Regions from separate parts of the Homo sapiens genome. Here region 2 is linked to region 1. The links are chromatin contacts, found by Hi-C or POLR2A ChIA-PET in ENCODE. All regions are on one chromosome and are shown on one strand. The core of a region is the stretch at or near the end of the contact, and the rest is flanking DNA. Distances in the headings are between cores, read along the strand shown.

Region 1 (3,489 bases), core at 366-2,865:
CCATTGCATTCCAGCCTGGGTAACAAAGTGAGATTGTCTCAAAATAAATAAATAAATATAAATAAATTAAATTAAATAGTCGGGCACAGTGGCTCATGCCTCTAGTCCCAGGCATCTGGGAGCCTCTGGTGGAAGGATGGCTTAAGCCAAGAAGTTCGAGGCTACAGTGAACTAGGAGCTCTCCACTGTACTCAAGCTTCAGCAACCAAGCTAGACTCTTGTCTCTTAAATGAAACAAACAAACAAATTTTACCTTAAGCTGATTCTAGCAATGCAGTCTTCCAACAGGAGGACATACACAGTTACCATTATCTAGCCAAATTTGATCGAATCCACAATCCACGCAGTTCCGCGGTTTCCGGTAAGAATCTACCACACCTCATCCCCTAAACTGGCTTCATTTCTAAACGGGCTTCATTCCTTTTTTTTTTAAGATGGGGTCTTGCTGTGTTGCCCAGGCTGGTCGCGAACTTCTGGCCTCAAGCGATTCTCCTGCCTCAGCCTCCAGAATAGTTGGCATTACAGGCGCGCGCCACCACGCCCGAAATTCATTTCTTTAATTTGGCGAAAAAGTAAGTGACTTCTAGAAGCCACTGGGTTTCTGGTTCCTCTATAAAGCAAATTCTTCCACTGAAGGACTTTTTCCTTCCACTGTTTGTTTTAAAAAGAACAAGAAAAGGAAGAGGTTGGAAGGAGCGAGGAGCTGAGTGTCCGAATGAAGCACTGGAGGGTTTTTTTTTTTTGCAAGCAATCAGTGATGCCCTGTAAGTCACTCTCCTCCGAGATTTGGGAGGTGCGTGAACTGCCATTCTACCATTCACCACTGGTTCTTTGGTCCACCGATCACAGATGTGAGCTGCACAGACATCGCAGCAAATTCGATGCCTTCCCGGTTTCCCGGAGCCGGGGTGTAGAGGGTGGGAGAGAGGGGTCGCTTCTTTTCCTTAATCTCATCTCTCCACCAAGAAAAACGTCGGGAGTTTCGTGCCCTGAAGCCGCCCAGGCTGATGTTTGAAAGTTAAATAATAACCTCCAGGTTTTTACAGAAACTCCGCCTGGCTCCGAAGCCCCCGTTCTGCCCAGCAGGGGTGCAGAGGTCTGAGGCAGGACGGTTTTGAAAAATGTACTTTGACCCGATCCGGTTACTGTAACCGGATCCCCAGGGAGCAGTCCCTGTTGGGGACCGGGGGAACAGGCTCCCCCGTGGCGGAGACTCCATGCACGGACACAAAGGGGGAGCAACGCAGCCCAGACAAAAGGGCCCAGCCAAGTCTCGGGGGGCGGAGAGGGCGAGCCTGCGCGGGCCCTGCCTCAGGCGGAGAAGCCCGGGTTGGACCGTTGTGGGAGGGCCGAGGAGGGAGGCGGCGGCCCCGCCCCGCCCTGGCCCGAAGCGACGGCGACCCGGGCCGTTACCTTCTGCCCGGACCGGGACCCTCTCGCAGAGCCAAGAAAGGGGCCGCAGCCTGAGAGGAGGCCGCAGCCTGATACTGAGCGCGTCCTGCTCACTTTCCCTTGCTCGCTGAACTTACCCAGATCTCCGCCGCCGCCTCCTCAGCCTCCACAGCAGCCTCTCCCGGAAATCCTACCTGGCCCGTTGGCCGCCAGGCAGCAGCCGGAGCCCTTGGCCCCCGGGGAGGGGGAAAAAGGGAGCCGGCTGGACAGTGTAGGGTAGGACGTGCCGCCGCGGAGGCTTACGGGACTTGTAGTCCCCAGCAGGGGCCGGTTGCCCGGCAAGCTGAACAAAATGGCGGGAAGCGTGCGTCCTTTCTCTCCGGGCGGTCGTCCTCCTTACGACCTCTCTGGGCATGCGCTGGCCGCTCTGCGCACCTTGTGTGTAAAAGAACTTGGGCACCTTTCCTGGTACTATGGGAGGCAAAGGTCTTTGGGCTTGGGAGGACAGGGTTCAATACTGGGCTCCAGGCAGTACCCAAAAAGGGAACTGATACAAGAGTGTTGTTTGAGAAAACTGTATCCCTGACTGGCCAAATTTCAATCATAACCTCCCCAAAGGAAAAACTATTTATTGAGGACCAATTTGAAGTGCAAAAAACGTACAAGCAAGTTATCTACCCTCAGTGTTGTGCGTAAGAAACCCAGGAATCATTCTGGACACTTCCCTCAAGCCATTAAGTCCAGTCATTCTACATCCCCAGTATTTTAATTCATTTCGATATCCTTCACTACTATCACCTAGTGAAAGCCACCATCACTTCTCTCCAAGTCTCAGTAGTTTCAGGCCCTAGGCTATCACCCTCCGAAAACCTTCCTTGCTGCTGCCAGAGGACCCTTCTAAATGCAAACCCATTGTATCACACAACCTAAATTAGACCTACATGTAAAACTTGAAGCTACGGCACATCTAGAGGACATTCCAGGAGAAAAATCGATGTGACTTTTCAAATACACTATCCATAAAATTAAAAAAATTGGCCAGGCGCGGTGGCGCATGCCTGTAATCCCAGCTACTCAGGAGGCTGAGGCAGGAGAATCGCTTGAACCCAGGAGGCGGAGGTTGCAGTGAGCCGAGATCTTGCCATTGCAGTCCAGCCTGGGCGACAGAGCAAGACTCCGTCGCAAAACAAACAAACAAACAAACAAACAAATTATCCGGGGCCTAGTGCCAAGCTCCTGTAGTCCCAGCTACGTGGGAGGCTGAGGTGAGATGATCACTTGAGCCTGGGGGGTCGAGATCGCACCAGTGCACTCCAGCCTGGGCAGCAGAGCAAGACCCTGTCTCAATAGAAAAAGAAAAAAGAAGAAAAAAAAATTGGCCGGGTGCAGTGGCTCACACCTCTCATCCCAGCACTTTGGGAGGCTAAGGCGGGAGGATCCCTTGAGCCCTGGAGTTTGAGACCAGCCTGCCAGCCTGGGCAACAGAGTGAGGCCCCATCTCTACAAAAACAATTTTAAAAATTAGCTGGGCATGATGGAACGTGCCTGTAGTCCCAGGTACTCAGGAGGCTGAAATAGGAGGATTATTTGAGCTGGGGAGGTCCAGGCTGCAATGAGCTGTGATGGTGTCGCTACACTCCAGCCTGGACGACAGAGGGAGACCTTGTCTCAAAAAAATATTTAAAATATATTTATTGGCCTGGCACGGTGGCTCACGCCTGTAATCCCAGCACTTTGTGAGGTTGAGGCTGGTAGATCACCTGAGGTCAGGAGTTCGAGACCAGCCTCTCCAAAATGGTGAAACCACATCTCTACTAAAAATACAAAAATTGGCCGGGCACGGTGGCTCACACTTGTAATCCCAGCACTTTGGGAGGCTGAGGCGGGCGGGTCACGAGGTCAGGATATCGAGACCATCCTGGCTAACGCAATGAAACCCTGTCTCTACTAAAAATACAAAAAATTAGCCGGGCGTGGTGGAGGGCGCGTGTAGTCCCAGCAACTCGGGAGGCTGAGGCAGGAGAATGGCGTGAACCCGGGAGGCAGAGCTTGCAGTGATCTGAGATCGCGCCACTGCACTCCAGCCTGGGCAACAGA
Region 2 (3,489 bases), core at 535-3,034, 420 kb before region 1:
GGGTTTCACCATGTTGACCAGGCTGGTCTCGAATTCCTGACCTCAAGTGATCCGCCTGCCTTGACCTCTCGAAATGCCGGGATTACAGGCATGAACCACTGCGCCCAGCCCAGACTAATTTTTGAAATTTTTATACAGTCAGGGGGTCTCACTTTGATGCCCACACTGGTCTTAAACTCCTGGCCTCAAGCAATCCCCCCTCTTTGGCCTCCCAAAGTGCTGGGATTACAGCATGAGCCACCACACACAGCCTGAAAACACTCTTAAAGTATCAGCAAAGACCTATGATTTAGCAAAGAAACCACCTAGAATTCATGATTCATTCACTCAAGTTTATTGAGCCTCTACTATATGCCTGACACATAAATCTCAATTGAATAACTTTCTTCAGACCCTTCTGTATGCATTGCATTAATTTCATAAGACCGTTGTCCTTTCATTGCCTAGGCATGGTGGTTCACACCTGTAATCCCAATTCCCAGAACAGCCTGGGCCACATGATGAAACCCTATATCTACAAAAAAATACAAAAAATAGCTGGATGTTGTGGTGGGTGCCTGTAGTCCAGCTACTTGGGAGACTGAGGTGGGAGGATTGCTTGAGCCTGGGAGGCAGAGGTTGCAGTGAGCCGAGATCACGCAATTACACTTTAACCTGGGTGACAGAGCCAGACCTCATCTCAAAAAAAAAGAAAAGAAGAATGAATGTTGTCCTTTCATTAAAAATGTGAGGCTGGGCTCAGTGGCTCATGCCTGAAATCCTAGTACTTTGGGAGGCCGAGGCAGGCAGATCACTTGAGGTCAAAAGTTTGAGATCAGCCTAGCCGACATGGTGAAACCCCATCTCTACTAAAAATACAAATATTAGCCAGGCATGGTGGCATGTGCCTGTAATCCCAGCTACTCGGGAGGCTGAGGCACAAGAATCGCTTGAACCTGGGAGGCAGAGGCTGCAGTGAGCCGAGATCAAGCCACTGCACAGCCTGGGTGACGGAGGGAGACTCTGTCTCCAAAAAAAAAAACAAACAAACAAACAAAAAAAACAAGAAGTGAGGTCTCACCAGAACTTTTTATTTAATCTCCCACCAAACTCAGGATAACCCAGCCATCCTTGACAATTCATCATTCCCCCAGTTTCCCATGAGTCTGTTACCTCTACCCAGAATGTCCTCCAACTGGATAAATTCTCCTTATGTTTAGGCCCAGTTCAAATGTCATCTCTGTGAACTTTCCCCAAATGCCTCAAACTTAATCCTCCTTCCTCAGGGCTCCTAAGGGCCAGAATAGCACTTGTCTTCCCATATAGCGTTGGTGTCTCTGTGGGGCTGCAGTCTCCCTGACCCAGCTGTGCCTCTTCTTCTTCTTCTTTTTTTTTTTTTTTGAGACGGAGTCTCGCTCTGTTGCCCAGGCTGGAGTGCAGTGGCGCAATCTCGGCTCACTGCAGGCTCCGCCCCCCGAGTTCACGCCATTCTCCTGCCTCAGCCTCCCGAGTGGCTGGGACTACAGGCGCCCACCACGTCGCCCGGCTACTTTTTTGTGTTTTTAGTAGAGACGGGGTTTCACCGTGTTAAGCAGAATGGTCTCCATCTCCTGACCTCATGATCCGCCCGCCTCGGCCTCCCAAAGTGCTGGGATTACAGGCGTGAGCCACCTCGCCCGGCCGCTGTGCCTCTTCTTATAAGCCCGTAATAAATTTTTCAAAAATCACCCAACTCCACTCCCTCCCCGGGTCAAAACGGGACTCTGTGCCCAGACTGCAAGGCTCAGGCTGAGCAGCCATCTCAGAAAATACTTCTGTACTGCCACCTCCTGGCAAGATGGGGTATGACAGCTACTGATTCTGGCTTTTCTGGAGTTCTCTCAACTCCTTGTATTCTTTCATTCATTCGTTCTTTTGTTCCTTCTGTGCCAAACTCAGGTTATCTGGTGAGCCAGACAGACCTAGTTCCTGACCTCAGGGAATTTAGAATTTAGAGCAGAAGACACATTAGGAACTGGAATGTTATGGGAGCTATGATCCTGAATGTTTTGAGGCCACAGGAAATGGGGTGGCTTTGCCTATATCTAAAGCTGCCACCCCAGAGGCCATGACTGGGGTATAGTCTGAGCACGACATTGCCCTGCTATTTTGGCTACTAAGACTCTCACTTGGGAAGTGCATCTGTGACCAGGCCTGTCCTCCATATCCACCCTCTACACATTCTCCTGTGATGTTTTTTGGGGGACTCTGTCGCCAGGCTGGAGTTCAGTAAGGCGATCTTGGCTCACTGAAACCTCCACCTCCTGGATTCAAGCGATTCTCCTGCCTCAGCCTCCTGAGTAGCTGGAATTACAGGCACTTGCCACCATACCCGGCTAATTTTTGTATTTTTAGTAAAGACGGTTTCACCATTTTGACCAGCCTGATCTTGAACTCCCAACCTCAAGTGATCTGCCTGCCTCAGCCTCCCAAAGTGCTGGGATTACAGGCATGAGCCACCACACCCGGCCCTTTGTCATGTTTTTTTTTTAACATGATAACAACGGCCGGGCTTGGTGGCTCACGCCTGTAATCCCAGCACTTTGGGAGGCCGAGGCGGGCGGACCACAAGGTCAGGAGTTCAAGACCAGTCTGGCCAACAGAGTGAAAACTCTACTAAAAAACTACAAAAAAGGTGGGGCACAGTGGCTCATGCTTATAATCCCAGCACTCTGGGAAGCTGAGGTTGACAGATCACGAGGTCAGGAGTTCGAGTCCAGCTTGACCAATATGGTGCCCTGTCTCTACTAAAAAAACTACAAAAATTGGCCAGGCATGGTGGCGCGCACCTGTAATCCCAGCTACTCAGGAGGCTGAGGCAGGAGAATCGCTTGAACCCAGGAGGCAGAGGTTGCAGTGAGCTGAGATCATGCCACTGCACTCCACCCTGGGCAACAGAGCAAGACTCCATCTCAAAACAAAAACAAAAACAAAAAAAATTAGCCGGGTGTGGTGGTGTGCGCCTGTAATCCCAGCTACTCAGGAGGCTGACGCGGGAGAATCGTGTGAACTGGGGAGACAGAGGTTGCAGTGAGCTGAGATCGCGCCACTGCACTCCAGCCTGGGCTACAGAGCGAGATTCCGTCTCAAAAAAAAAAAAAAAAAAAAAAAAGATAACAATTAAGAAAAACAGTACACCATACTAAAAACAACTCAGCATCTCTCTCAGTTCCTCTGAATGGCTGGGTCCTGGAATCCATTTCATACCTTCTTGAAGTGAGCTGGAAGAGACCTTCACTTTCATTTATTCATTCTGTAGATAAGCATTGAGCATGTATTAGGTACTAGGCATTGTGTTAAATGCTGAGGGGGTAACAGTGAACAAGAAAGCAAATGGTGTATACTCTCATGAAGTTTATGTTCTCTGTAGGGAGAGAGAAAACAAAGTAAGTACACAACTTTTAAGTATTTCTTGTTAATAGGTGGTACATAATGTGATCCAGAATGCAAAAGGATGCACAATGAAAAGCT

What was found. A loop is a pair of places that touch in the nucleus more often than their neighbours do. ChIA-PET counts read pairs that join two places held with the same protein, here RNA polymerase II (POLR2A). Pooled maps may share reads with other maps.
Region 2: a pooled map shows a loop between it and region 1 (3-fold over the local background). The contact joins the enhancer-like site here to the promoter of PHACTR4 in region 1. A Hi-C loop is called at or near these places in 6 of 50 pooled maps. POLR2A ChIA-PET finds 5 or more read pairs at or near these places in 2 of 52 experiments (H1 and activated naive CD4-positive, alpha-beta T cell).

The regions. Positions count from the first base shown.
Region 1 is chr1:28,367,866-28,371,354 of GRCh38, reverse strand. It overlaps PHACTR4 (phosphatase and actin regulator 4), which reads right to left and starts at 1,615. Exons shown (of 14, transcript NM_001048183.3): 1 at 1,530-1,615. RefSeq lists a silencer at 1,242-1,461 and enhancers at 1,543-1,837, 1,488-2,443.
Region 2 is chr1:28,783,591-28,787,079 of GRCh38, reverse strand. No RefSeq gene overlaps it. Among named protein-coding and RNA genes, the nearest start is that of OPRD1, 27 kb to the left of the region's middle. RefSeq lists an enhancer at 1,285-1,334. Within about 2 kb of position 1,784, at least 12 of the 41 ENCODE cell types and tissues checked have a DNase peak (open chromatin) inside an H3K27ac peak, as active enhancers do.